Linked DNA regions of Homo sapiens: region 2 is linked to region 1. A link is a loop called in an ENCODE intact Hi-C map of the cell type or tissue named here. Cell type or tissue: ascending aorta. All regions are shown on one strand. Each heading gives the region's core, and the rest is flanking DNA. Links, peaks and the distances in the headings are about the cores only.

What was found. Hi-C counts contacts between places; a loop is a spot of excess contacts. Peaks named below come from ENCODE experiments on the same cell type or tissue, not always from the same donor. Only the 100,000 strongest peaks of a DNase experiment are listed, where the experiment ranks them.
Region 2: a loop joins it to region 1, with 1.9 times the contacts of the local background. A loop is called at or near these places in 6 of 110 quality-filtered maps.

Annotation. Positions count from the first base shown.
Region 1 is chr22:46,099,898-46,110,532 of GRCh38, forward strand. It overlaps LOC124905135 (collagen alpha-1(III) chain-like), which reads left to right. Exons shown (of 2, transcript XM_047441696.1): 2 at 1-10,635. The coding sequence starts at 3,583. The coding sequence ends at 4,692. MIRLET7BHG (MIRLET7B host gene) reads left to right here. Exons shown (of 5, transcript NR_110479.1): 4 at 9,370-9,456; 5 at 9,867-10,635. Among named protein-coding and RNA genes, the nearest start is that of MIRLET7A3, 7.5 kb to the right of the region's middle. RefSeq lists an enhancer at 4,760-5,274. In ascending aorta, for the core only: a CTCF peak has its summit at 4,926; no DNase peak of the experiment used is centred there; H3K4me3 peaks cover 1,837 bases; H3K27ac peaks cover 7,827 bases.
Region 2 is chr22:46,049,472-46,058,788 of GRCh38, forward strand. The region is part of intron 1 of LOC124905135 (collagen alpha-1(III) chain-like); the gene reads left to right. PRR34 (PRR34 long non-coding RNA) reads right to left here and starts at 4,754. Exons shown (of 2, transcript NR_165243.1): 1 at 4,279-4,754; 2 at 1-2,428. PRR34-AS1 (PRR34 antisense RNA 1) reads left to right here and starts at 4,375. Exons shown (of 3, transcript NR_027034.1): 1 at 4,375-4,449; 2 at 7,376-7,474; 3 at 7,591-9,051. RefSeq lists silencers at 4,145-4,264, 4,505-4,664 and an enhancer at 8,854-8,903. In ascending aorta, for the core only: no CTCF peak of the experiment used is centred there; DNase peaks (open chromatin) are centred at 4,340, 4,890, 5,890, 8,770 and 5 weaker places; H3K4me3 peaks cover 6,855 bases; H3K27ac peaks cover 8,000 bases.

The DNA.
Region 1 (10,635 bases), core at 1,525-9,524:
ATGAAACAGACCCCACAGGCGTGTCCCTCACACAGGACTGAGCATGGAATGTGCCCCTCCCTGAGTCTCTGACTCCCAAGCCTGGACTGACATGTCCAGGGAGGCTGCAAGGGTGTGTCCCCTGGATCATGGGCAGGGGGCACCGTGTGCAGCTGCTGAGGCTCAGGATGTGTGGGAAAGGGCCTGGAGTGGAGGAGAAGAGGCCTGCAGGGGAGTGGACAGTCCAGGGCTGGGACCAGCACCCCAATATGCATGATCCGTGGAAGATGAGGCTGGTCGCACACAGAAGGTGCTTACTCAGTGCTCGTCAGATGCCAGATGCTGGCGTAATCACCACAGGGGTCACACACCCTCCGTTAGGACCACCAGCAAGGCAGGGCCACCGTCCCACACTGTTCTTGCAGAGACGGAGACTGGGGATCAGGAGCCTGGCCCTACTCTGGCCTGCAGCCTTGGGGGCTGCTGGGGCTGTGGAGGGCCTCTGGGGTGCTGGCTTGGACTGGGGGAGCCATTGAAGGTCCATGGGGACCGGGACTCCTTCAGCAGCGTTTGTTTTTTAGCTGACTCAAAACTGCTCCCCTTGGAGGCCTTGGCCCAGGATGGGGAAGCCTCAGCCGGGCAGGTCCCTCGGCCTTGCCCACCTCTCATGGGCCTCACGCTCAGGAGGTGGCATCCTGCTGGCCACACCATGGCATTAGCCCCGTGCCTCACCCACACTTGGTGGCAATAACAGGAGCCACAGCCCCAACCAGAGCCGGCGGCCGCGTGGCCCCCTTGATACCCGGCACTGGCTGGTTTTCTGAAGGGACTCGTTCCTGTTCTGGGTACCCTGGGTTCTGGCTGATGGAGAGGCCGCCCTGTCCTTCAGGAGTGGGTGCAGATGTGGGTGCATGGGAAACCCAGACGTGAGACGGGTGATGGCTTGGCACCCCATGGCAGAACCATGCTGAGAAGCCACATCGGCCAGCTCCAAGACTGCCTAATGGACCTGGCATCCACAGCCTGAGAATGGGCCCCGGGGGACCACAGTGTGACCTCAGCAGCCTCTGCAGATGGTGGAGTGGCACTTTTTCTTCTCCCGAGAGGTTGAAGGGCATCAGCAGCGGCCCCAGGTGGCCTCCACATGCAGGTCGAGGGGACAGAGGTTTGTTCTCATGTCAAATACCCAGACGCCTTTTTAAATTTTTTTTAATGTTTTTATTTTCTATTTTTTTGGAGACGGGAGTCTCACTCTGTCTCCCAGGCTGGAGTGCAGTGGTGCGATCTCGGCTCACTGCAACCTCTGCCTCCCGGGTTCAAGTGATTCTCCTGCCTCAGCCTCCAGAGTAGCTGAGATTACAGGTGCCTGCCTCACACCAGGCTAATTTTTGTATTTCTAGTAGAGACGGAGTTTCACCATGTTGGCCAGGCTGGTCTTGAGCTCCTGACCTCAGCTGGTCTGCCCGCCTTGGCCTAAAGTGCTGGGATTACAGGTGTGAGCCACTGCGCCCAGCCTGATGCCTTTTTATACCCAGACAGAAGCAAGCAAGCCCTTACAATGGCCCTGCATTTGATCTTTCAGTCCTGCTGAAAATGCAGATGCTTCCTGACTTGCAGTGGGGTTTGTCCTGAGAAACCCACTGTAAATTGAAAATATTGTAAGTCAAAAAAGCATTTAATACACCTAACTACCAAACATCATATCTCAGCTCAGCCTCCCTGAAACGTGCTCAGAACACTTATGTTAGCCTCTAGTTGGGCAAAATCATCTAACACAAAGCCTATTCATGATAAAGTGTTGAAGATCTCCTGTTATTTATTCAACACTGTACTGAAGTGTGGTTGGTTTCTACTGAATTCATATCCCTTTGGGTTGAGAAATCTTAAGTTGGATCCTGGTAAGTCGGGGCTGTCTTTATGGACAAAATGCAGAGTGATGGCCCTCACGCGGCACCTCCCTGTTGGCTTTGAGCAGCACTCTCTGTCTGGGAGAAACTTTAGTGAGCATGAAGTTGAGCCCTCACCGTGATGAGGGATGGGACAGGGTGCAAGGACAGCCACCTGCTGTTGCAGGTTTCACCTGGGTGAAACACCTTCTTGATTCGGTTCAGATTTGTTAGGAGTTCCTGTGGGCCAAGCCCTGAGCCAGTCACATGGAGTCATCCCTCTTCCTGATGGCCCTGCTGAGTGCCCCTCCCCTGAGGCTCCCAGAGCCCACGGGGCTTGCCCTGGCCACCAGGCTGGCATACAGCAGAGCAGGGCCCTGGCCCCAAGCTGCCCCGCAGTAGAAACACCTCTGGGTTCCATGAACGTTGTCTCGCCAAGGTGTGGGGCCACCAGATCCCTCAGGGGCGGGGAAGGTCTGGGGTCTGGGCCGAGCCTTCCGAAGTCTGGCTGTGCAGTGGGTTCAGGCCCTGCCACTCAGACCCTTGCCGGGATGGTGCCGGGGTGGGCCAGGCCCCCAGCCCCAGTGCTCCTGGCAGTGGCCAAGGCTGCTGCCTCCTCAGCTCTGGCTTCCCTCCCTGGCCTGGTTGGTTGGGCACCTGGCCTCAGGCATGGCCCAGGCTGGGGGCCTTGCTCCCCACACAGTAGTGAGCTGAAAGCACTGCCATGTCCAGCTCTGGGAAGGAGCAGGCTCCCAGTTCATCCCGCAGCCTCGTGTCGCTGCTCCAGCTGTCCCGGGTACGACGTGCCCTTCTCCAAAAACACCTCACCCACCCAGCTGGGCTGGCCTCGAGAACTGGGGAGTCAGAGGCCCTTGGCTGTCCCTGAAAAAGGAAAACGGGCCTCCTGATGGGGGCTTCCTGGGCTCACCCAACACAGAAGGACCTCCTAGTGCCCGTGCGCCGGCAGGTAAACCTCTTTGGGTCCCCGTTCCCTCATCCCTGAAACATGGGGAGCACAGTTGCTCCTGCGCTGGCTGTGGCTGTGGGGGAAGGAAGAGCCGCTCCATTCCTGCGTTTGATCAGGTTGTCACGAGGACTGAGTGAGTCACCAGGTGTGAGGGGCTTTGGTGGGTGTGTCACAGTGGCAAAGCATTCACACCGGCCAGGTCCCCAGCTGGGAGCATGTGCCCAGGAGCCTGCGGTGTGCAGCTGGTCTAGCCCCACCGTGGAGCAGCCACGTGGGAGAGGCCCCGGGAACAGGCGAGGTGGCTGTGCCGTTCACACCCAGAGAGTCGTCAGGGCAACTGGTGACACGGTGATGGGGACAGTGGCACCTGCCCTTGATGCTGCCCTGTGTCACCCAGGCAGCCCCCACCCCATGAACACTGTGCAGGCTTTTCCCTAATTTCATTCTTGTTTTTTGATGAAGGCCCTGCCCGTGGCTCTGGATCGGCGGTCCCCATCAGAGGCCTGGGCTGAGTCCTCAGGTGTGTGAGTACCATCTTCCCCTGACCCGGCGGCCCCACAAACACCCCTCTGCCAGCCACAGCTCGGCCGCCCTGGGCCTTGGCCTCCCAGTCTGTGCAGTGGGGTTGGTGACGATCACAGGCTTCTGCTCTGTGCAGGTCGGGAGGGAGTGCCATGTGGCTGCACCCCCAGCCCAAGAGCAGCCTCGCTGCTGGACCTTTGGGTTCCCAATAAGATCTGGTGAAGACACATGGAGACCACTGCTGGGCGGGGGCAGGAAGGCGTCCCTGTGGCACCCTGGGGCCGCCCATCTGTTGGATCTGGAGGTGCTGCCTGCCAGGCTCTACTCTGCATCCAGCGAGTGTTTGTTGGGGGCAATGGGGCCCGTGCCTTTTGTCCAGAGGAGGCCGGAGAAGGGGACACAAGAGGGGAGTGGACAGACGGTCACCAGGCAGATAAGCAGGACGGGGCTCGGGGCTTGTTTGGGAAGTGGCTGGTGCTGAGCTTGGCTGGGGCAGGGCTCCAGGAGGGGCCGAGTGGGCCCCACCCCCGACCCTTGTCGGCAGGGCCCCGAAAGTTCCACGCTGTTGGGGGGGTGCCGTGGAAGGTGGAGCGGGGAGCAGCCTCCGATCCCTGGAGCAGGTTCCCCAGCGTTCCCGTGGCAGCCACTTCATGGCACAGTGGTCCCCGGAGTTCAGGCCAGGCCCTCGAGCCGCCTGTCTGGGGACCACTCCAACCTCAGGCAAATGAGGGGCGGCCCTCCCCGGGTCTGGGGGCAAAAGAAGGTTTTGAATCCGGAAGCCCAGGCTCAGTAGGCCCTTGCCACCTCCCCCAGAGGTCATGCCTCAGGCTAGGCCACCTGGGCTGCAACATGGGAGGGCATCAGTGCCCCAGGCAGCCCCCAGTCCCCCGGGGCCACTGCAAGACCCTTAGACGGGACGACAAGGCCTCTAGAAGCCCCGGCTGCTGGGAGCCTAGGCAGAAGAAGGGCCCACCTGCCTGTCTCTGGGGCCGTGCGCGGGGCGGGCACTGTGCTGCTTTTCCGGTGGCTCCTGCTCCTCCCGGCCCCATCACCACTCCCACCCGCGGCGGCCTTTGTCTTCCAAGCGCTCTGCAAAATGGCCGCCCGGCCTGCCGCCATTTTGTGGCTGAGGTGGCCGTGGCCTTGGAGAGGCCTGGGAGGGAGGGCGGCCATGGCCTGCCTGCCTGCCCTTGGCGGCCTGGACAGAGCCCAGCGCCGGCCCCCGCCCAGTCTGGCCTTGGCCGTGGCTGCCCCAGGCTTGGCACCAGCCAGCCTTTGGCAAGGCAGCCCGGGAGTCCTGGCCCCTCACCCAGCCCTGCCGGCCCCTCGCCACCCTGAGGCAGCCCTGCTGAGCAGACGGAGAAGCCTTGAGCCAGGGCCGGGCCAGTACAGCCTCGCTGGCGGGGGAGCCCTGGGCCGAGGGCAGCTCAGGCGGGTGTGGGGCCCACCTGGGCTCCCGGCACCTCTGCAGGGGTGACGCCTTCAGGCCTTGACGGCTGCACCTATCGCGCTCCTGGCCTGGCCCGGCCGGGAGTGGGTCTCTCAGTGGCCGGCCCAACTTCTGGCTTAGAGAGGGGCACCGCCATCCTCAGGAAGAGGGCAGGGCCGCACTCTGGCCAGGATTTCCCTGTGTTGGGGCCAGCCAAAGTCTCTGACACACAGGAGTGGAGGACCTGTTCCCTCCTGGGCCCCTCCACAGCCCCCACTCTCCTGCAGGCCCCATCCCCGCAACCTCAGCCATTCCAGACAGCATCTCCCTCCCCACCAGAGCCCCTCGGCCTCTCCTGAGCCTCTGAGCTTGCTTCCTGCCCCGTCACAGGCCCATGCACCTGCCCTTCCAGTAGCCAGAGGATCCCAAGTGGCACATTTCCGAAGGGACGGTCTCCAGGAACCCCCAGGGGCCAGGGTGGCTGCAGAGCAGCATCAGGGAGATGCTGGGTGTTGGCCGTGGAGGACAATTGTGCCCCTGGCCAGGCGGGGAGGGGGCAGGTGGACCCTGTGGGAGCCCTGTGGGAGCCCTGTGGGGTTGGCCACACATCGGTTCCTGCTATCCTTGCAACAAGATCCCCTGGAGGGCAGTGTGCCTCCTAGAAGAAGGCAGGAGAAATCACCACGTGAAGCAGAGAATGGCGTTTGATGAGTGTGTGCTTTTTCTAGGGGTCGACGCAGGTCCTCTGGGCAGCATGGGGTGGTGCCGGGTGGACCCCACGGTGGCCTGTGTTCGCCACGTGGCCGTGGGTCAGTTCCTCGCTGGAGGAGACCCTTCCCCAGACACCTGCCGGGCACCCAGCCAAACCCTTGAGGCCTGGGAAGGTCTCTGGATGCCACCCTACACCCCGCCCAGACTCCTCTCCCTGTGGTTCCTGGACAGAACATTCCGTCACCACGAAACGAAGTTTGCCCAGGCCCTGCCTTCACCCTGGGAAAACCCAGCCGGGCATGGGAAGGAGGAATGCTGCCCGCCTGCCCGCCCAGACCAGAGTCGCCCCACATGCCAGGCCAGGCCCGCATCCTCCTGGGGCACACGGGAGCCCCAGGCTTCCCGGCAGGAAAAGCCCCCCACCGCAGAAGGGCTGGTCTCTGGTGGGGAGTTGCTGCTGGGTGGGGTGACCACAGGGCGGGGTTCAGGCTGGGGTATTTTTAATGATGTAGTTGCATCTGGTCACCGCCCCCTGCCACCCCCGATTCTTTCCTGCCCTCCCCACCTTGTGACCCAGACTGTGGCTTGAATTAAGAATGTTTTCAGATAAGTACACGCCTTTGAGGTTAAAAGTATGCCTAATGATTAAACACCAGACAGAGATCCCCACAGGAGAAGAGCGGGCTCCGCATTCCTGCTTTTCCCCTTTGGACTCCAAGCAAGCCTGTTTGCGTAACCCGGGAGCATTAAAGAGCAGCTTCCCCGGATTCTCCCCACAGCCCTGGGGGCTGGCGTCCTGACCCATCATACGGAGGAGGCAGCTGAGGCCCAGAGGGGTTAACCTACCCCATCCCAGGCCCATCACTGAGGGAGACAGAGCAGGTCAGAACCAAGCCTGGCAGCCCCCAGGGCTGTGCCCCATGGACGCAGGTGTGTCTGCAGAGCAGGGTCCTCCCCTGCCAGTGCCAGCCCTCAGGTGTCTCGGGTGCTGCGTTACTCTTGTGAGCTTCCACGCTGACACCTGTGGCCACAATGTTGGTGTCTGCTGGACCTCTGGCCCTGTTCTAGGTGCAGGACATGTGGCCACAGCAGGCCTGGCCCCTGCCCCAGGGAGTGGACATTCCCTGAGCCTGCCCCCCACCCCCACTGAGAACTTAGTGGCTATGAGAGAACAGGAAAGCAGGAAGCTAGACAGGGCACAGACCCCCGACGGTGGAGACCCTGACCCGGAGCACGTGGGTGTCAGTTTTGGGGAAGCCAGACAGGGAGGGTGCTAACAGGAGGGCCAGTGAGGGGACCTTGGGACCCCAGACAGCCCTGGAAGGAAGGCAGCCCTGGAAGGAAGGCAGCCCTGGGGTCCGGGCCACGCTCCATCCTGGGGGCACCCCCTTCCCACCTGCGTGCAGTGTGCAGGGCCGGGGGAGGAGCCTGGATCTGAGGAGTGCAGTTCCAGTTGTGGCTTTGCCGCGGCGTCCCCATGGCATGCTGTTGGGGACCGTGAGACTGTGGGCGGCCTAGCTGTATTGCAGCCTGAGGCCAGAGGAGAGGTCAGTAACCCTTACCCGTCCCATCTTGATTTAAGTTTGATATTTTTAGATCATGGACGTTTCTGCATTGATTTTCTTTTTTAATTTTGCAATCAGATATTTCTGCTGATGGCTGGGTTTTTGGTCCTTTTAACATGCTTCCCACACCTCGCCCTGGTCCCTGCCCTGCTGCGGCCGAGCCAGAGCCGCAGGCTGCCCCGTGTGTGTCTCGTTAGCTTTCTGGGCCGTGTTTGCAGGAGGCCCGCCTCCCGTCCTAGCCCCCGGACGCCACCCCTCCCTGTCTTTTTCCCAGATCCATTGTTGGCACGGCTTGCTGAGCAGAGACACTGGCCGCTTTATGGGGAGAAACCCAATCAGGGTGGCGGGGGTGTGCTCCTTGGGGGGGTCCGGCTCCCAGTGGCCCTGAGCCAAGCCCGAGGTGACTTCGGGGTGACACCGTCTGTCTGCCTCACTTGCTCCAGACATCCGCCCGGCCCTGAAATGGCCACCTGCCCACCGAGGCCTCCGCACACCTGTCCTGGCTGGCCCGGCCCCTCCCCCGCCTGGGCCTGCCGGGCACCCTGCCCACGGGCAGACACCGTGGGGCCGGGGCAGCGCCCGGGAGGTGGCAGCTGGCAGATGGCAGAGCGCCTGCCGACTGCTCACTCCCCGTCAGCTCTGCTCAAGGAGCACCGTTTACGCTGCATGGCCCTCCCAGCCCTCATCCAGGCTGGCTGCGAAGGGTTTCTCTGGTCTGTCTCAGGAAGCCTCCTGAGAAAGGGGAGATTCCTGCTGTCTCCCCAGGCCTGAGCCCCATGCTCACCCCCAGGGCTGCCAGGTAGGTGGGCCTGGAGATCACCCCCGCACACACCCCACAACACGTGCAACTGGCCTTCTCCCCACCAGCTCAGAAATGGCTCCATGAGTGGGTCACGAAGCTGAAACATCAGTCTTTCCCCACCCCACACCCCAGAAAGCCCTGGTTGTCGGCTGGAGTTCTCCTGATTGCGTGCAGATCCTCCTGCGGTGGGGGTGGAGCCCGCTGAGGTCACAGCATCTGTGTCCTGGTCCTGTGGAGCACAGCAGGGTTGGGTGTGCAGGAAATGTGTCCATACACCCTCCTCAGAGTCCCCCGGAGCGGGCACTGCCACATTCAGGCTCCCTGACCACTGCAGGCCTGGGTGGTCCAGATGCGAGTCCTAGAGCCTTGCGGGCAGAGCTGGGACTCACCAGGGAACACAGGGCCCTCAGGGGAAAGGAGCAGGAAAAAGCAGGGTGGTTGTGCCTGGCAGAGGGACAGGCCAGGGCAATGCTGGGAGCAGAGGCCTGCCCGGGACACTTGCTGCTCTGGGAGGCTGGAGGGGGAGCCCGGGCTGCGGGCATGCTGGGGAGGGGCAGAGACAGTAGAGAGGGTGTCAACAGTGGTAGACGGCCTAGCTGGCTGGGAGCGTGGGCAGGGCTGGTGCTCAGGGAGGAGGAGGGAAGGGCACCCCCCACCCAGTGTCCCCACAGGCCCCTCAATAGCCTGGTGGGTGACTCTCCCGGTCCCCAGCAGGGCTGCTCTTGCTCGAGGTCACACGGTACAGGGCTGCAGGGAACCACGGTATGTCTGCTCCCATCCAGCGTCTTGGGCTCAGCCCCGGGGACCCACATCCCTTCCTGCCTGGATGCACCTCCCTGGCCTTTGCACCCCGTGCGCACCCTGCAAGGGCACTCCTGCCAGAATGGGCTGGCGTGAGGTGAAGTTTTCATTCACTGGACAAGACCTTGCCGAAGCCCTGCAGCCCCAGACTGGATGCTGTGGGCCCCTCCCGGGGGTTTCCGCTCGTGGGAGAACCCCAAGCCTTCCTCGTCCTGGGTCCCAGGGGAAGCCACAGCCCCCCTGGACCCTCAGCATCCTCCTCGGTGCAATGGGGGCTTAACCCCTCCCTCCATAGTCCAGCCACCTGCTGACAGGCCAGGCACCCGGGAAAGCAGCACCAGGCTGTCCCCCCTGTGCATCCTGCTGCCCTCCTCTGGGCCCTAGAGCATCCAGGCACCAGCCTGGCAGGGCACAGGCTTCCCAGCAGGGGGACATGACCACTGACCACTCAAGGACAGGCTTGGGTCTTGGTCCCCTCTGACCTGGCATTGTCCAACACAGGGCTGGCCACGGAGGCCATTCCACATTCCATCCAGGCCCTTACAGGGGTGGGTGAGCCACTAGGCGAGAGACGGGCCAGGCTGGAGTGTCGGTTCTGGTGCGGGACGGCTGGGCAAGGCCCAAGGTCACAAAGGGGTTCAGAGCTGGGTAAGGCCACGTCTCTTCCAGAGCTGACACTTGTCACTTTTGTTTTTAAAACCCAACAGGTCAAGAAGTGGCGCTGACCTGGAGCCCCTGCCTGGGGCTGGCCTTCCTCACAGTGAGCTGGGCCTCCTGCCATCCTGGCTCTGGAGGTAGGAGGAGCCGTGGGAGGTCTGATAGGGAGGGAGGGCTATCTCAGAGCCAGGCCACTCCCGGTCCTCTCCAGGCCCCACCCTCAGGCACAGAGGTCCTTAGGTGGGGACTTGATGGTCTCACAGCCAAACCTTCGCCCAGGCTGTGGCCTCCCCTGAAGCCATGTCTCTTCTTGTCTTCCCGCCACTCTTCCAGCAAGCTCCCCCCGTTGGCCCACCTCATCTGCCCACTGTGCACTTGGGGCATGGTGATCTTTGACCCTGGTGGTGCACCCCTCAGGCTGGACAGGGCCTGAAGGAGCCGTGGTTCATTGCAGGGCGTCTGAGTGGAAGAGGCTCAGCCTCACCTCCACACCCTGAAGACTCACTCTCTGGCCCTGGGCTCTGTTGTGTGCACCGCCTGTCTGCAGGGCCCAGCCTGCCTCGAGCACTCCCTGGGGACAGAAGCTCCTGCGCTGGCCTCTCCTGTCACCTAGCCACCGGGCATCCTGGAGTGCAGCCCTCATGCCCCGAGGCCACCTGCCATCGCCCAGGATGACTCAAGATGCCACCTGGGTAAGTCTAGCCCAGAACGAGAAAGGCCGAATGAGGGAAACTGAGTCACATCTGCTTCTCCCAGGTGGGGCTGGGGGCCCAGGGGGAGGGCACTTGTGGTGACGACCAGGGTGGACTAGGGGCCTGTCTCCCATTCTGTCTCTGCCACACGTTATAGAGCCCGACCTGTGGGCTGGGTCCCCCCATGGTGAGCACTGTAGGCTCTAGGAGGCTGAAGTCCTGGCCTGGGGGACCTGTGGGGGCCAGGCTGGGGCCATTGGAATCAGTATGGTGGTCCCCACCTGCACTCCAGCTCCGATGGCTGATGACGGGGGCCCTGGCAGCTGACCCCTTGCCTCAGTGGGGAGACCACGGCTCACGAGGGCATGAGACCTGCCCAGAGCATAGCCCAGAGGCCGGCCTGGATTCTCACAGCTCCGCCCACTGGGCTGTCCTGCCCCACCCCCTTTTTAGCCTGCTGGGACCATGAGTCAGAACCCAGTAGGTGTGAGGGGACCCAGCCAGCCCAGGTGGCCAGTCCAGCCTGAGGGGGTGGGGGTCTCAGAGATTAAGTCAGGAGCCCAGAGTGCGTGCTTAGGGTGCAACCCACCCCACAGCCTCCCCCAAGGCACCTCCCGGGGGTGC
Region 2 (9,317 bases), core at 1,318-9,317, 51 kb before region 1:
TTTTTTGAGATAGAGTCTCACTGTCGTCCAGGGCTGGAGTGCAGTGGCGTGATCTCGGTTCACTGCAAACCTCTGCCTCCCAGGTTCAAGTGATTCTCCTGCCTCAGCCTCCCAAGTAGGTGGGACTACAGGTGCGTGCCACCATGCCCGGCTAATTTTTTGTATTTTTAGTAGAGACAGGGTTTCACTGTGTTAGCCAGGATGGTCTCGGTCTCCTGACCTTGTGATCTACCCACCTCAGCCTCCCAAAGTGCTGGGATTACAGGCATGAGCCACCGTGCCCGGCCCTGACTTTCAAGAGAAAAACCTGACTCTTCCCACAGCTGACTTGATTGGCAGCATAGGCAAAGACTTGAAGCGAGTTTGGAGCGCTGACTGCCTGCCCTGCACTGGCTGGGTTTATCGCCATCTGTGAGGTGCTACCTTCATCCCCCTGTACAGACAAGGACCCCAGGCTCAATAGGCTGAGGCACTGGCCCAGGGACCTCCATGCCACCCTTATTGTGAGGAGGACACATTTGTGACTCTGAAGCAGAAAAGGCCCTTTGTCCTGCCAAACCATGGGCAGGATTCAGGGGTCTACAATGTGACTGCTCGGGTGGCCTGACCGCTGAGCCTATGAGGCTGGGGTTGGGAGGAGGACACTAGCCTGGTGCCTACTCACAGGGAGCACTCAACAAACAGCAGCAGGAGGAAGAGGAGAGGATGGGGCAGCAGCAGCAGGAGGGAAGGTTCGAGCCTCCGCAGTGGAGGGGAGGCTCTGCGGGCGTCTCTCAGCTGGCGAAGGCTCCTGAGAGCAGGGATCAGGTCTGCAGCCCCAGGGCCAGCTCAGTAGGGGAGCAAGGTGTGTGAACACATCGATGAGGGCCGTGCCTTGTGCCATCCTTCTTCCCCTTCACAGGCAGCTGGGCATGTTGGGGCCAGAGGGGAGGGCCTGTTAGTTTCCTGTGGCAGCCATGTAACAACTTATGGCTGACTCAGTGGCTTAAGCAACGCACATTTATTACCTTACAGTCAAGGGGGTCAGATGTCTGAGGTGGGGTCCCAGAACTAAAATCCAGGTGTTGGCAGGGCTGGTTCCTCCTGGAACTCCAGGGGAAAAATCCATCCCTTGCCTTTTCTGGCCTCTGGCGGCACTTGCACTCCTTGGCTCCTCGTCCCTTCTTCCGTCTTTAAAGCCAGCAGCGTCCCCTTGTTCTGTCTCTGACCACGGCTGGGAAGGAGTCTCTGCTTTTGGGCACACGTGGCTAATCCAGGCTACCCTCTCACTGCAGATCTTCAACTCAATCACACACCTACAAAGTCCCTTTGGTCTGGGAGGTAACACTTTCCCAGGCTCCAGGGATTAGGGCTTGGACATCTTGGGGACTTTATTCTGCCCAGGAAAGGTGGTATCAGGGAGTCTGAGCATCTGAACCTCCCCAGGGGACTGAAGGAATGCCTTCAGTGTCCTCTTCCTCCTCCTCAGCAGCTGTGAATCCAGAATAGAGGCCATCTACAAGGTCACACCTGGAGGGATCTGGGGAAACTGAGGTCACAGAGGTCTTGCCCAGGACCCCAGGCCAGGCCCTGTGTTTCTTCCACAGATGGCCCCTTCCCCACCACCCTGTAGTGCACTGCCCAGGGGGTGGAAGTGTTTTAGCCTGGAGGGACACCAGCTTGAGGACTCTGTAGAGCTCTGGGCCTAGGGGGAGGGCGGGCAATGTCATCTATGGGGTGGCTTCCCCACACCAGGGGCAGCTTTACGGAGGTTACCTTTTCATCCCCCCAAGTCCTGTGGCAAGTGAAGATCTGTTTCCTCATCTCATAGGGTAAGGAAGCTGAGGCCCTCAAAGGGGCAGTGGCTTGTCCGTGGAGAAGAGTCTGCTCCTTCCGACAAGCCTGTGGCTGGTGGTGAAGCAGGTGTGAATGGTCTGTCCCATGAGCAGGAGGGTGGGTGTGCGGCGATGTCGGCGTGGTCTCCGCAGAGCTCTGTGCACAGGCCTGTGCATCTGCTGACAGGCAGCTGAGAAGGCTTGCAGTCACATCGCTGATGGTAAAGCTGTAGCAACAGGCTCAGAGAGGTGTGTTAGCTTTCCCAGAGACACACAGCTCTCTGGAAGAGTGCCATCCTCTGAGCTCCATCGCCTGGTGCTTTGCATCCCTTGCCCCAAGGGCACACGTAGAAGCAGAGTTCCTTGGGGTTGGATCTGTGGGGTGGTTTGTGAGGGGGACTGTGTCATCCACTGTGGAAAAGACTTAGCTGCCTCTCTGTAAAACATTTTTGCCTGACGTGAGTTCTCTCCCTTGACCGGGGGCCAGCACAGTACATAGTAGGGTGGTTAAGAGCCCTGGGTTTGGGCTGAGCGCGGTAGCTCATACCTGTAATTCCAGCACATTGGGAGGCCGAGGCAGGAAGATTGCATGAGCCCAGGAGTTTGAGACCAACCTGAGCAACAAAGGTTAAAAAAAAAAACATTAGCTGGGCATGGTGGCACACGCCTGTAAGTCCCAGCAACTTGGGTGGCTGAGGCAGGAGGATAACTTGAGCCTGGGAGGTTGAGGCTGCAGTGAGCGGTGATCACGCCACTGCACTCCAGCAGGGGCAACAGAGCAAGACCCCATCTCAAAAAGAGAAAAGAAAAGCCTTGGGATGGGATTTGGGGTGCTCTGAGTTTAAATCCCAGGGCCCCCACTTTGGTGTGATCTCAGGTATGCTCCTGAACTCTCTATGCCTGAGTTCCCCCAGCTGTAAAGGAGGGGGTGATAATAATGCTGCCCAGACCCCAGAGGACCCCTAGGAGGCTCTTGCTGGGCAGCTGGTCCTGCCCCAGAGCCCTCCCACTCCACACACCCCTGCATACGCTCAAGGGCAGATGGGCCCCCCACAACCAAGCCAGGCCTGGTGGCCCTAGGACACTCTTGGCCACAAGAATTCAGATTATTTTCTCAGCAAATTTCTGACCAGTGTCCTGGGGCCTCAGCAGGGGCAGGGCTGCATGGTCCTGGGTCTATCTGGACTTGTTCTGGCTCAGACCTCAGCCCACCACAAGGACAACGAGTCTGGGAACTCGGGCAGGCTCTCTGCCAACCAGGAGCTGCTCTTGCTCGCCGGGACCCCACAGGGCAGGAATAGTGGGCATTCATATCATTCCCATTTTGCAACCAGGCAGACCGAGGCCCAGAGAGGCCAGATAACCTGCCTCAGGCCACACAAATGGCAAACAATAAGGCCAAACCTTGGTGATGGCCAGACTCTAAATCCGGGGCCACTTCTTGCCTTAGGAATATAGTCTTTCCTGGCACTCACTTAGCCAAAAATCTTTCTAGAAGGGTGGCAGGCCTTCCTGCCCCACTCCCGGAACAGGCCGGCTGCTTTCAGGGCCAGAAGAGCCAGCCCTTTGGAGGAGGAGGCTTGTGAGAGTGGGGATGGGCCGCAGAGCCTCCCCAGGCAGGGCAGCGTTGCAGCTTGCATGTGGCAGGGATGTAGGGTGAAGCTGTGCAGGGCAAAAGACAGGTCAGTTCCCGCTGGAAGTGCCCCACTGGGGGGCCTCGGTGTGTCTCTTTCCCCAGCACTGGCATGGCACATTTTGACCTGAGCAATGGTGAGCTGCCCGGAATACGAACAGGAGGAAGAGAACCTTCCCCAGGCAGCATGTGAGGCTGGGGTGGCACTCGACACAGGACAGCAGGCAAGGACATGCCGCCCTCCAGGCTGAGGGTCTTGGGAGCCTCCCCTCCCAGCCCCTGCTGTGGCCTCCCCCTGGGCCCTGGCATGGGAGGAGTTAAGCTGCCGCGGGCACCTTGGCACATTGCGCTGCCCAGAGTGTCCGGCTCCCCACCCCCACTGCTTTTCTTCCTTTTTGCCTTTTTCCTTCTTAATTAATCATACGCTGCTGCCCAATTTAAATATGGAAATGCCCAGGCCGAGGCGATGCAATTATTCATGAGGGCCGGGCGGCTGTCCGGGGCTCTCGGGCTGTGGGGAGTACCGTGGCATCGCCTCCGTTCTGATGTGTGTGAAATTATGTGCACAAAAGGCGCCTCCTTATCTGGGAGTGTGAACTAAATAAATAAATAAGGGCTTTTGTTTGTTTGCCGGCTCCTGCACATGGCTGCTGGGACTCAAGCGCTCGTGTTGTCTGCGCCTCTGTGGGACTCTGGGGACGGGAGGCAGGGGAGGCCCCCGCAGGCCGGCCAGGGGCTGGGGGCTGGGGGCCGGGGGCCGGCCGCCGGGCACCTGGGGCCCTCTCCCTCCCCAGGCACCACCCTCACCCCGCAGCTCCCCCCCATACACACCCTCGCTGGAAAGTTCGCCCTGCCCGGGCTGGGCTCCCAGGCAGCCTGGCACCGTGCCAGGCTCGCCGCCGAGCTCGGGCAGCAGGGTGGGGCAAACGCGGAGCACGGAGGACGGGGCCGGGCGACCTGGGCACCAGCAGGACCCGAGGCCAGGAGCCAGGGGCCCAGAAGGTGAGGGCACCCCGGGTGGGCGCAGGGTGGGCGCTCTGTGGGCAACGGGCCCTGCGGCCGGGCCCAGGAGCAGGCCTCGTTGCGGGGTTGGGGGGGGAGGTTGGAGCGGAGGCTGGCAGAGGAGGCAGGCACAAAGGAGGGCAGTGCCAGGCAGCTGTGGCCGACGCAGGCATCGCTGCCCGCCTGCCCCTAGCCGGCCTCCCCGCCGAGGGGAGGACGCGTGTGCAGGGGCCCGGGCAGGAGCGGCAGACACCGAGCCGCGGCCACAGGGCCAGCCGCACAGTCGGAGGAAGGGCCGGAGCGAGGCGGGGCCCGGGGCTGTCAAGGAGAAAAACATCCCAAGGCCTGCAAATTGCTGCTCTCAGCTTTTTTCCCCCCTCCTCCTGCTTCGCGGGGTGGGGGGGTTGGGGGGGGGGTGGTGGGGGGAGAAAGCAGCGCTTCCTCTGGAGGCGGATGCAAAAAGGATGCAGAATTTTAACCATCTCCTGCACCGGCCCGTCCTTCCTGAGCAGGGTTTGGGCCCAGGCCTGGCGCCGTGGCTCCCTGGGAAGGGAAAGGCCAGAGCAGCCGATGCCGGTTCTGGGGGACGCCGGAAAGCCCAGCCTCCTCTGCACCTCCATCCAGAACCGGGGGCCCCGCAGCACCTGCAGCAGGGGTGGAGGGTGGGAGGCAGAAGGGGCCTGGTGCTCTCGGAGGCTGCACCTCACGGTACCAGTCGCTACCCAGAGCAGCACGCCTGTTTGCTGGCCTGCTCTTGGGTGTTAAACATGGTGTCCAGGTCCCCGGTTGGAGACCCCAGCCCTGTACCGGGTGAGGGTCTTAGCTCCCACTGACTTGGGGCCTTCAACCACACTGGCATCCCAGGCCTTCCTCCTGACTGACTTCTGTTTTAAAAATAATGTGGAACGTTTTCTGGCATCTGGTGAGGGATTCACACACTGTTTACTGAGGGCAGGACTTAAGGAATGAGTTCAGAAGGTATCTATCTGGTCACTGGACAAACGGCAGGCAAGCCCCCTGTGCTCCTCGCTGGGTGAGACTCAGGGGCATGGGTTTGGGCATGGGAGCTCAGAGGGATGGTCTGGGCCCACAAGCCCACGAGGCATAGAGCCTAGGGCCCATGAAATGTTTTCATTTTAATTTCTTTTAAAATCAGAAGAAAAAATGACTATAAAAATAATGAATATACGACAATGAATTCGACCTGGTTTTATTGGCCTTTAGTCTGATGTAGTCATAAAATAGAATTTTTAGTATTTATGGAGGAAGGGAACCAGGAAGCCAAAAGTGCCCCGGCCCATGGAAGGCGGGTGTGGCCTGGGTTGGTCCTGTCTGTCCCAGGACAAAGGGTCAGATGTCTGGGTCCAGGGGGGGTTTGGAGGGCATCTGGGTGCCCTGTGAATCTGGCTTCCACGAAGGCTAGCTGGGACAGGTTGCTCCAGCCTGCGGTGGACAGGAGCCAGGGCTGTGTATGTCTGTGCGTGTCCGTGTATGTGCACGTGGGTGTGCAGGCATACTCGTGTGCATGCCAGTGTTTGACAAAGGATTCCTAGACACCTGCGTGTGTAAGTCCCAATTCTCAAAACGGGGAATGCAAGGCCAGGGTCAGGAGACAGTGTGGCTGCAAGGGCCTGGTATTCCTGACAATGATGGGTAGGGAGTGCCATTGTCTCCCTAGGAGAAAGCAGCCTTCAAGGTCCCAGCACCCCCAAACCCACGAGCTCACACAAAACAACGCGAGCCACAAATGCAAGCCACATCTGTCATTTAACACCTTCTAATAGCCACATTTTCAGAAAGTGAAAATAAGCGGGTAAGATTCACTTTAGTACTAAAATTCATTTTAATCTAATATAAATTTCCAAAATCCTATTTCAGTGTGTTGCTCGTATGAAACTGTGAACGGGATATTTTGCCATTTTTTCCATATTCGATTTGGCCTCTCCCCATTTCAATGGCTCCTTTGCTGCGTGTGGAGCAGCTACCACGGCGGTCACGTAGGTTTAGTAGGTCCCTGTGCCCCCCACTTCCCCACCCAGAGTAGGGGAGACTGGTTTTCTGCTTCTTTTTTGCTGGTGGCCCTTCCTGGCCAGGGAAAGGGATACTTCCACTGGCTCATCAGCCCCCAGCAACCCTGAGAGCTGAAAGAATGGATGTTGGGGCTGCAGGTTCCAGAATGAGGGGGGCTGCTGGAAAGGGTTCTTCGGCTGTGCTCCCAGACGCCAGGGGACGACACAAAGGGCTGACTTCAGACTCACAATAGTGGGGCGGTTAGTCACAGTGCCAGGGCAGCGGGCAAGCAGACAGAGCCCCCTGTGTCTGTGCCTGGTCGGGCTGGGCCCTGCAGCCCCCATTTCCCCAGCTGGCTTCCCACCCCACCCCTGCCCGCTCCCCACATTAACCCCCTGCCGCCTGCTGCCTACCTGGCAGCCTGGCCGGGGCTCCCTTGGCCAGGACTGGTTTCCACCAGCCACCCTGGCCAGAGGCGTGCTCCTTCTAGAAGCCGGGCTCAAGCCTGCATGATTTCATGGGCCTGTCTCGGGAAGCAGGCATTGGAACAGCTCCGTCACCGTGGCCGGGCAGCGTCCACGCAGCCTGAAAGGGGAGATTTTCATATTAGTTTAGAGGCTCCTCACTTAAAGATTTCATCAGCATTTGCGAGTGTTCGCCATTCAAGGACTGTGCATTTCTGGAAACAATGAAAAGCCAAAACTGTGAAAAATTAAGGAGTGGCCCTGAAGCTGGTGTCTGTAACTGCACATTTTAAAGTGAACAGACTGATATAAATATTTTAATCCTGTGCCTAGATAGATGGATAAGATAAAATAAATTAGTCATGTTCTGGCCCAGTCTGGAGACTATCTGAAAGCAAGACAAATGTCAGCATTTGCTGTTTAGGGGTTACAATTAAAATCTCTCCTTCTAGATTGAGCTTCTAGAGCCTCAGAGATGGAATTCGCCGTTTTGCCGCGATTTGGCGTTAACTTATTGACCCATGGGGAGGAGGGTCACTTCCCGTGAAAAGGTATAAAATGAAGTTGTCAGTCTCTCTTTTTAATTAAAAAAAAAAAAAATCTCTGCAAAGATTCTGCATTCTGGCTTCTCTTTGCTAAATTAAAGTGGCATGTGTTTTTATTTTAGAAGGCAGAGATGTTTTGCTGTGCCCAGTGTGAGGAAGCGAAGGAAAAGAAAGATCTTTTGAAAATGTGTACATCTACTTGCAGCTTGAAAATTCCAAGTGCCAGACATTTTTCTTGGAGGAAATAAATGTCTTCAATTTATTCATCTTACCTGTTGATTATGTTCTGTAATGATTTATTTTATAATTTAATCCTTGTCTAGAACCGAGGCCATCTTTGGAAAGTAAAAGACCTAGGTCTCTTTGGTCCAGGAGACATTGTGGCCCTCTCTTAAAATCATTGACTGCCGAGATCTGGGCCCAGGCGGCTCTCGGACTGAACCGGTCTGTGCTAGGCAGCCTGGCCCACTCGGCCTTCAAAACACAAGGGATGGGAGACATATGCTCGGCTCACATCGTTTTGTTTTGATTTATTTTAAACTGCTTAAGATGATTTTAGCACAAGGAGTGGTGTATCTTACTTGCATTCTGAGAGCCACTGGATTTGCAAGCTAGAGTACAATTTTTTTTTTAATCCAAATTTAGAAATTGCCTTTTAGAGTAGACAACAGCATGCTACTTTGCCTTTTAACTCACTTTTAAAGAACGATTCTTAAGATCAAGTACATTGAATTTGGAGATTGGTCCCCCTCCGTTATTAGGGGCTGGAAATGGCCCACTTTTCAAAAATAAGGTCAGAAAAGGGGTGTTTCTGACCTAAGAGTTCTTCCAGGCTGGGCTCGTACCACAGAGATTCTTCCACACCCATGTCCTGAGTCCTTGTCCTACACACCATTTTTTCTTCCAAGGAGAAGGAGTGTGGCATTCAGTTCCAGTGTCATCGTGTGGAAAAGAGTCCCTGCCTGGCTGAGAAACTGTCACAGGCAGCCGGGCCACTTCCCAGCATGACCCACAAGCCCGATGGTGCCCCTCGAATGGTTAAGGGACCCGTACAGATACCATTCTTTTAAAGCAAGCCAATGCAATCTTCACGAATTGCAGTTCCACCCTGGCTGCTGGTACTAACTCTAATAATGGAAAAAAATTTAAAAGATTGGGGACAACAGGAAACACATTGGATCCCCAGGGGAAACGGCCTGGAAGCTACAGTAGAGACATGGGTGACCCAAGGGCTCTGTTCAAGTCCTGGGGCTGTTCCCTTTATTCCTCCAAGCCTCAGCTCCCCGGATTTAAAGTGAGAACAGCACCCAGCCCAGCCCACTGTCAAGGGCTGTTGCAGGAATATGACAACAGCCACCAATATTTGCATAGCAGAGATGCCCAGTTTCGTTTTCTATTTGAAAGTTTCTCTGAAGGGGGATGTGCTAGAGACACGAGAACAACTGCTACCATCTTAATAACTTTTCTGGCAATACACGACGATGATTGTTTATGTTAATCTCATAACTATTAACAATAATTCATTTCATTCTCATAATGAATTATATCTATTTGACTTATAATAAATAGAATCATATCAGTAATATAGTCCTTTTCTGATCATGAAAGCAACATATGCTCACTATAGAAAATTTGGAAAATACAGAAAAATGCACATAAGGGAAAAATTATTCATCCTTTCTCCCACGCAGAGACAAGCTCTGGTCACATTTTCCTGTGTTTCCTTCCAGGCTCTGCTCTCTGCCGAGCGGCTTTCATCAATTCTCCTAGCATCTATTTTCAGATAACTCCGTGGGCTTTTGTGATTGGTCCTCCTTGTCGCCTTGGCCCCTCTGGTCCTCAGTGGCAG